Regions from separate parts of the Homo sapiens genome. Here region 2 is linked to region 1. A link is an interaction called in ENCODE POLR2A ChIA-PET data of the cell type or tissue named here. Cell type or tissue: A673. All regions are shown on one strand. Each heading gives the region's core, and the rest is flanking DNA. Links, peaks and the distances in the headings are about the cores only. Region 1 overlaps SMYD4 (SET and MYND domain containing 4). Region 2 has its middle 85 kb from the start of RPA1.

What was found. Peaks named below come from ENCODE experiments on the same cell type or tissue, not always from the same donor. Only the 100,000 strongest peaks of a DNase experiment are listed, where the experiment ranks them.
Region 2: POLR2A ChIA-PET joins it to region 1 with 5 read pairs; 3 of 35 experiments call an interaction of 5 or more read pairs at or near these places.

Annotation. Positions count from the first base shown.
Region 1 is chr17:1,821,259-1,825,646 of GRCh38, reverse strand. All of the region lies in intron 2 of SMYD4 (SET and MYND domain containing 4), which reads left to right. Among named protein-coding and RNA genes, the nearest start is that of SMYD4, 6.4 kb to the left of the region's middle. RefSeq lists an enhancer at 1,563-1,702. In A673, for the core only: no CTCF peak of the experiment used is centred there; a DNase peak (open chromatin) is centred at 2,026; H3K27ac peaks cover 2,505 bases.
Region 2 is chr17:1,912,497-1,916,884 of GRCh38, reverse strand. No RefSeq gene overlaps it. Among named protein-coding and RNA genes, the nearest start is that of RPA1, 85 kb to the right of the region's middle. In A673, for the core only: no CTCF peak of the experiment used is centred there; no DNase peak of the experiment used is centred there.

The DNA.
Region 1 (4,388 bases), core at 292-4,291:
CCAGCTACTCAGGAGGCTGAGGTGGGAGGATCACTTGAACCTGGGAGGTCAAGGCTGCAGCGAGCCATGATTGTGCCACTGCACTCCAGCCTGGGTGACAGAACAAGACTATTTCTCAAAAAAAAAAAAAAAAAAGAAAGAAAATGACAGATATGGCTGTATAAAAATGAAGCCAGACAACATGACATGTGCCTGTAATTCCAACTACTTGGGAGTTGATAAAAATGTTCATTGTTTTCTGCTAACATTTTTTTACCTTTAGCTCTCTAATCCTTCTGCACTTTTTCCTCCATCTTTATTGAGGTATAACTGACAAAATATACGTTTAAGGGGTACAACATTATGTTATGATGTATGTATACATCTCCAATTGATTTTGTGTACTATGTGAAGGAATATTCTCACTTTTTTTCCAGGTGGACAATTTTTCTGTAGCATTTAATGCATGACGCATCCTTTCCCCAGTGCTTGCAAATGCCTCAGTTATTAAAATTAAATTCCTACTCATGTTACTCCATTCTCACGTTGCTATCAAGAAATACCCAAGACTGGGTAATTTATAAAGAAAAGAGGTTTAATTGACTCACACATGGCTGGGAAGGCCTCAGGAAACTTACCATCATGGTGGAAGACGAAGGAAAAAAAGGCACAGCCCTCACAGGGTGGCAGGAAGGAGAAGTGCTGAGCAAAGGGGGAAAGCCCCTTATAAAATCATCAGATTTCACCGGGCGCGGTGGCTCACGCCTGTAATCGCAGCGCTTTGGGAGACTGGGGCAGGAGGATCACTTGAAGTCAGGAGTTCAGGACCAGCCCAGCCAACATGGTGAAACCCCATCTCTACTAAAAATGCAAAAAAAAAATTAGCCAGGCATTGCGGCATGTGCCTGTAACCGCACCTACTCAGGAGGCTGAGACAGGAGAATTGCTTGAACCTGGGAGACGGAGGGTGCAGTGCGCTGAGATTGTGCCACTGCTCTCCAGCCTGGGCAACAGAGCAAGACTCCATCTCAAAAAATAAAAATATAAATATAAATAAAATAATCAGATTTCGTGAGAACTCACTCACTATCACGAGAACAGCATGGGGAAACCACTCCCACGATTCTGTTACCTCCCATCAGGTCCCTCCGACAACACAGGCTTCTGGGAAATAACAGTTCAAGATGAGATTTGGGTGGGGACACAGCCACGCCATATCACTACTTATCCACAAATTTGTTTCTAGGCTCTAGATCTGTGCCGGAACAAAAGGGTTTTAATTACTGTGACTTTATAGTGTATTTTATTAGTATTATTTTTCTTTTGAGACTGAGCCTCCCTCTGTCGCCCAGGCTGGAGTGCAGTGGCGCAATCTCAGCTCACTGCAACTTGTGCCTCGTGGGTTCAAGCGATTCTCCTGTCTCAGCCTCCCAAGTAGCTAGGGTTACAGGCACACGCCATCATGCCCGGCTAATGTTTGTATTTTTAGTAGAGACGGGGTTTTACCATGTTGGCCAGGCTGGTCTCAAACTCCTGACCTCAGGTGACCCATCCACCTTGGCCTCCCAAAGTCCTGGAATTACAGGCGTGAGCCACCCCACCTGGCCTATAGTGTCATTTTAGAAACTCTAGAACTCTTCAGTTTCAAGTAACAGAAACCCCCTTCAAAGTATGAAACTTTTAGCTATGAAACTAGGCTATCTGAAGGGAGATCTATTTTCAGGCTAGGTTGTATTCAGGGGCTCAAAGGATGTCATCAGAATGTGTATTTCTTCATGTGTCAGACAGATTCTCTCCATCTAGTGGGTGCTATAACCATTCACAGCCCTGGGCACACCCTGATAGTGTAATAACACCCCAGGGGAAGAGGCTGTCTTTCTGAAGTTTCAGCAGAAAACTTCTGGGTGGGGCTCAGGTCAACTGAATTTTGATCACATGCACATCCCTTCAACCAGAGGTATGAGACTCCTCTGATTGGCCAGGCCTGTGTCATGTGCCCAACCCTGCTGTGAAATGGGGTCTACCCTTCTTCAGCCTCAAAAAATGGATTCCCCACTGAGATTTACCGGAAGTAGAGAGAAAGGGTACTTGAAAGCAGGGGAGTCTCAGTACCCAGGCGGCTCCCAGGAAGTGGCCCAGAGGCCAGCTTCCTGCTCGCACACACATAGTCATTGTTCGTATTCCAGAATATCTTGGGTATTTTGTGTGCATTTCCCCCATGTGAACTTTAGAATTGGCTTGTCAAGTTCTTTTTTTTTTTTTTTTTTTTTTTTTGAGACGGAGTCTCGCTCTGTCACCCAAGCTAGAGTGCAGTGGCGTGATCTCGGCTCACTGCAAGCTCTGCCTCCTGGGTTCATGCCATTCTCCTGCCTCAGCCTCTCGAGTAGCTGGGACTACAGGCGCCTGCCACCACGCCCAGCTAATTTTATTTTATTATCTTTTTTTTTTTTTTTGTATTTTTAGTAGAGATGGAGTTTCACCACGTTAGCCAGGATGGTCTTGATCTCCTGACCTCATGATCCACCCGCCTCAGCCTCCCAAAGTGCTGGGATTACAGGCGTGAGCCACCGTGCCCGGCCAGCTTCTCAAGTTCTATAAAAAATGTTGTTGGGCTTTTGATTGGGAATGTGTTGGATTTATAGATTCACTTAAGGAGACCTGACATCTTTACAATATTAAATTTCCTAATCCAAATAAAGGGTATGTCCATTTCTTTAAGGCTTCTTCTATGTCCTTAAGTAAAGTTTTATAGTTTTCTTTATATAGGTCTTACACATTTCATGTTCGATTTATTCTTCTTGTAAGGTTTTTGTTGTTATTGTGAATAAGGCTTTTCCCCCCAATTACATTCTCTAATTGGTGATTGGTGGTGTAAATAAAAGGTAAGAGTTTTTAAATCATCTGACCGGGTGCAGTGGCTCACACCTGTAATCCCAGCATGTTGGGAGCCCAAGGCGGGTGGATCACCTGAGGTCAGGAGTTCAAGACCAGCCTGGGCAACGTGGTGAATGAAACCCTGTCTCTACTAAAAATACAAAAAATTAACTGGCCATGGTGGCGGGCACCTGTAATCCCAGCTGATACCATGGTGGGTTATGGTAGCCTCAGAATGAATTGGAGAGCTTCCCGCCTTTTTCTGTGCTCTGAAATAGCTTATATAATGTAGGAATTATGTGCTTCTTAAAGGCTAGTAGAAAAATTCTGTAAAACTATGTAGACCAGATGCCTTAGTGAAAATATTTTCCTTCCTTAGTTTAATTTTTTATCAGAATAATATGCATACATACTTTAAGAAATCAAATAGTGCTTCAAAACTTATCAGGAAAAACAGCAACTCCCTGTCCACTCTTCCCCATTCCTGATTCTTATTCCCCAGAGACAGCTACTTTAAATTAACTGTTTCTTCTGGCATTTAATTTTTTTTTTAACAGGTTGAGTCAGAGTCTCACTCTGTTACCCAGGCTGGAGTGCAGTGGCGCGATCTCTGTTCACTGCAACCTCTGCCTCCCAGGTTCAAGTGATTATCTTGCCTCAGTCTCCCGAGTAGCTGGGATTACAGGCATGCACTACTATATATGCCTAAAATATATAATTTTTATATTTTTAGTAGAGACAGGGTTTCACCATGTTGGCCAGGCTAGTCTCAAACTCCTGACCTCAAGGGATCCACCCGCCTCAGCCTCCCAAAGTGCTGGGGTTACAGGCATGAGCCATCACACCAGACCTTTTTTTTTTTTGAGACAGAATCTCACTCTGCCACCCAGGCTGGAGTGCAATGGCACGATCTGGGCTCACTGCAACCTCTGCCTCCCAGGTTCAAGCGATTCTCATGCCTCAGCCACCCAAGTAGCTAGGATTACAGGTGTGTGCCATCACACCCAGCTAATTTTTGTATATTTAGTAGAGATGGGGTTTCACCATGTTGGCCAGGCTGGTCTCAAACTCCCAACCTCAGGTGATCTGCCCACCTTGGTCTCCCAAAGTGCTGGGATTACAGGTGTGAGCCACTGTGCCCAGCCTTCTGACACGTAATTTATTATTTCTAAACATTGCAAATACTGCTCTTTCTTGAGTTTGTATAATTTTAGATGTAATTTTGCTCTCTTCTTCCCAACTCACAGGTATATACTTTGTTTTTTGTTTTTGTTTTTTTGAGACAGAGTTTCGCTCTTGTCACCCAGCCTGGAGTGCAATAGTGCCGTCTTGGCTCACAGCAGCCTCCGCCTCCTGGGTTGAAGCGATTCTCCTGCCTCCACCTCCCGAGTAGCTGGGATTACAGGCATGCACCACCGCGCCCAGCTAATTTTGTATTTTTAGTAGAGACGGGACTTCTCCATATTGGTCAGGCTGGTCTCAAACTCCTAACCTCATGTGATCCACCCTCCTCGGCCTCCCAAAGTGCTGGGATG
Region 2 (4,388 bases), core at 276-4,275, 91 kb before region 1:
CAGTGGGGCTGGGACCTGGAGTGTGTCAGCTTCTCCTCTTTCCCTCTTGGATGCTTCAGCCCCCAAACAAGCTTGGTAAAGGATTAAGGTCACTCTCTCCAGCTCCATAAGCTCATACATTTTTCAAGCAAAGAAATATACAGAGGAGACAAAGCCCTCATATGCTGGAATTACACCCCGAAAAATAGGTTACCTGACAATGACTTGTTTCTAAGTGGAGCAGACGTTTCTAGCGGCGGAAGCATTGGCTGGGTTGCCGGAGCCGCCACCTTTTCCTCCCAACTTACTGCCTCTTAACCTCGCCCAGTCCCCGGGTTTAGAGCCGGGATAATAATTCTCCCCACCTCCATCCTCCCTGAGCTGGTGGAAGGTGTAATGAATCAACATCTGAAGCACTCTGAAGAGGCCGAGTTCGGGGCGCTGAGTACACAGCATCACCAGCCACCTCTCAAATCTACATCGAGCTGATTTATTTACCTCCCAAGAAAGAGACAACAATCATCATATTTACACTTCACGCTCAGCTTTGTGCATTTCCCCACATCACCCCTCCCTCTGCCATTGCTAAGGACTCCATTACAGATGCTGCTTTTCCACGGAAGAGACGTCCCCTCTCCCAGCATCTCTCTCTTGTCCTGAGGGTCACAGCCTTCTTCCCCAAATCACAGTCTGTTGCCACAACAGTGGCAAAACGTGCCGCCCCACGGTACACAGGAGGCCACAGCCTCTCCCCAGGAGGCTGAGGAAATGGATTCCATAGCAAAAGAGGAAGTCAAATGCTGCCAATAATTAAGAAGCGAAGCAGAGGTGCATGAAAGGTAAATGGAAGTCATTTAAATGTTGCATCATTTAAAGAGTGCCCTAGCGCCCGGGTCCCTCATTACCACGCAGGGCCGCAGACTGGTAGCAATTAGGCTGGCACAGGTAGGACCACCCCACTGAGAAGTGGGGGGATCGCGGCACACCTGCCAGTGATTGCTGCTGGGGGCAGCATTTGACTTCCCTTCTTTCTGGTTTTTGACAGCCCCCTCATTTTCAGCAGCGTTCCATCCTTGGTGCTCTCACACAGTAAATAATACTGCAAGAAAAAAAGAAGAAGAAAGAAAGAATGAGATGAAAAGGTTTAAAAGGTTCTGCTAGGCCGGGCGCAGTGGCTCACACCTGTAATCCCAGCACTCTGGGAGGCCATGGCGGGTGGATCACAAGGTCAGGAGTTCGAGACCAGCCTGGCCAATATGGTGAAACCCCGTCTCTACTAAAAATACAAAACTAGCTGGGCATGGTGGTGCGCACAGGTAATCCCAGCTACTTGGGAGGCTGAGACAGAAGAATTGCTTGAACTCAGGAGGTGGAGATTGCAGTGAGCTGAGATTGTGCTGCTGCATTCAAGCCTGGGCAACAAAGCAAGACTCTGTCTCAAAAAAAAAAAAAAAAAAAAGGTTCTTCTTGGTTCCGAGAATTAGAAAGGCTGCTGCTCCTTGGACATCGAGCCTGGCTGGGAGAATCTCGATGGATGTTCTGGAGCGACAGGGTCCCATACAAGAGCATCTTAGGTACCACCTGCCAGGCAACAGGATAGATGGACCCTCGCTCCTCAGAGCAAAGGCCAGGGGCTGACTCCCCCACACCGACGGTAAAGGGGCTATCAGCAGAGGCCTCCTAAAAATGTCTCTATTTCCATACTAATCCTGGGTTGCACTGAGAAGAGACGCTTCTGTCTAAAAAGCAGGGCAGGCCCATCGAAGCTCAAAGAACCACACCCAGGGGTTCTGCTGTTCTCCTAGGAGAAAGCAGGGGGCTGGGGACGGAGGCAGCAGTGGATGGGATGGAACTGCCCAGCATGCCACCTGCACGGCCCGCCTCTAGACCCCCTGCAGGCTGATCTTCAGCTCCTGGAAGACAATGCCGGCTCCAAAGGGATGTCACTGCTGGGCCTTCCAGCTTCTCTCCCCAGTGCTCTCCAGATCAAAACCCCCAAACTCGTTAACTAGAAAGTTTGCTGAGGGAACAATACATGCTGAGGTGCAGGATGTGGTGCCAACTCTCTCATTAAAGTGGCCTTTCCCCACGAGAACTCACTGCTGATGACAATGGGTACTTGGCCGCTGCCATTTCAGAGTCAGAGGCTGACGGGAGGAGAGGAAACAGCTGGGTCCAGGTCAAAACAGATCAAATTTATGGCTGGTGGAATGTGGCTGAAAGCTATTTACTGCATGCTTGGTGCCACTATTTTCTTTCTTTCTTTTTTTTTTTTTTTGAGACGGAGTCTCGCTCTGTCCCCCAGGCTGCAGTGCAGTGCTGCGATCTCGGCTCACTGCAAGCTCCGCCTCCCGGGTTCACGCCATTCTCCTGCCTCAGCCTCCCGAGTAGCTGGGACTACAGGCGCCCACCACCACGCCTGGCTAATTTTTTGTATTTTTAGTAGAGATGGGGTTTCACAGTTTTAGCCAGGATGGTCTCGATCTCCTGACCTTGTGATCCGCCCGCCTCGGTCTCCCAAAGTGCTGGGATTACAGGCATGAGCCACTGCGCCCAGCCGGTGCCACTATTTTCAAAAGGTGATTTTTGAAAAGGTTGTTCTTCCAGTTGCTGATGTGCCTTTTGTGTGTGTCTGTGTGTGTGTGTGTGTGTGTGTGTGTGTGTGTGTGTGTGATGGGAGCCTGTGCCCAGGGCCCCGTGCTCCTCGGAGCTGGATCAGATGCCGATAAGTGATAAGAACCCCAGTCACTAAGGGTGCAGCCATACCTGACGCAGAAGAAGGCACTGGGGGGTGAAGGAAGGCGAGCTGGGCCGTGAGGATTCGAACCCGACAGCCCCGGAGTGAGGGATCCCAGTTACGAATGAATACAATGGAAACCTGAGTGAACCCACGGCTTCTCCACTGACCCAGCCGAAAGGACACAGGGTAATTCAAGATGACAGACACAATAGGCTGCCTGTGTTCCCGGGGCTGCCGAAACAGACGACCGCAAACTGGGTGGCTGGAAACAAGAGAAACTCATTCTCTCCAGCTCTGGAGGCCAGAAGTCTCAAATCAAGGTGTTGGCCAGTTCGTTCCTTCTGGAGGCTCTCGGGGAGAATCTGTTCCATGCCTTTCTTTTTTTCTTGTCTTTTTTTTTTTTTGAGATAGGGTCTCACTCTGTCACCCAGGCTAGTGTGCCGTGGCATAATCATGGCTCTGGAGGCTCTGCCTCCTGGGGCTCAAGCCATCCTCCCTCCCCAGCCTCCCTCCTGAGTAGCTGGGACTACAGGCATGTGACACCACGGCTACATTTTTTTTTTTTTTCAGAGCTGGGGTCTCGCCGTGTTGTCCAGGCTGTGTTCTGTGCCTTTCTCTTGGCCTCTGGTGGCTGCACACAGTCTTTGTTGTTCCTGGGTTTGTAGGAATACCCCTCCAGCCTCTCTGCCTGTCTTCACGTCCCCTTCTCTGAGCGTCCTGTCTCCTTCTTCTGTTGTCCTAGAAGGATGCTTGTCATTGGATTTAGGGCCCACCCTAGCCAGGATGACCTCGTCCTGCAGTCCTTAACATAAACACATCGACAAGGACCCTTTTTCCCATCAAGGTTTCATTCACTGTTTCCAGGTGGACGTATCTTGTGGGTAGCCACCGTTCAACCTACTGTGATAGCCACAGTGACCCAGAGAACTGCTCCCAGGACAAAGCCTTCTCTCTCAGCCCCCACTGGATCCTGTGCTGTGAATGGGAACTTCCCGGCCACCCCTTGGGTTACCATAATTTTGGTTTTTTGTTTGTTTGTTTTATTTTCTTGAGACAGAGTCTCGCTCTGTTGCCCAGGCTGGAGTGCAATGGTGTGATCTCGGCTCACCGTAACCTCCGCCTCCCGGGTTCAAGCAATTCTCCTGCGTCAGCCTCCCGAGTAGCTGGGATTACAGGCGCCCACCACCACGCCCACCTAATTTTTGTATTTTTAGTAGAGACGGGGTTTCGCCATGCTGGCCAGGCTGGTCTCGAACTCCTGACCTCAAGTGATCCGCCCGCCTCAGCCTCCCAACGTGCTGCGATTACAGGCGTGAGCCACTGTGCCTAGCCGAGTAACTGTAATTTTGGATCCATAACAAAGCCACAGGGGCATTGGACCTTTCCCAAAGACAGGCCACACCTGCCTAAACCATGTCCCTGTCTCAGAGGGTCACTCAGCCCTGAGTCCCTTCTCGTTGAGGCGGTTTCTAAAGTGGGAGACCACAGCAGAGCATCTTGCCCACAAGGCACCCTCAGGGAGGAACGGAGCCAAAAGGGAAGTCTGAGCCAAGCACGGGAACCAGGGATGCTCCTCCTCACGTGTCCTCACCGGAAGCTCGCAGTCGCCAGGGCCAAGCACAGGGCTCTGCTCCTACAGGGGGCTTTGCAGACGTTTACCAGCCTTTTT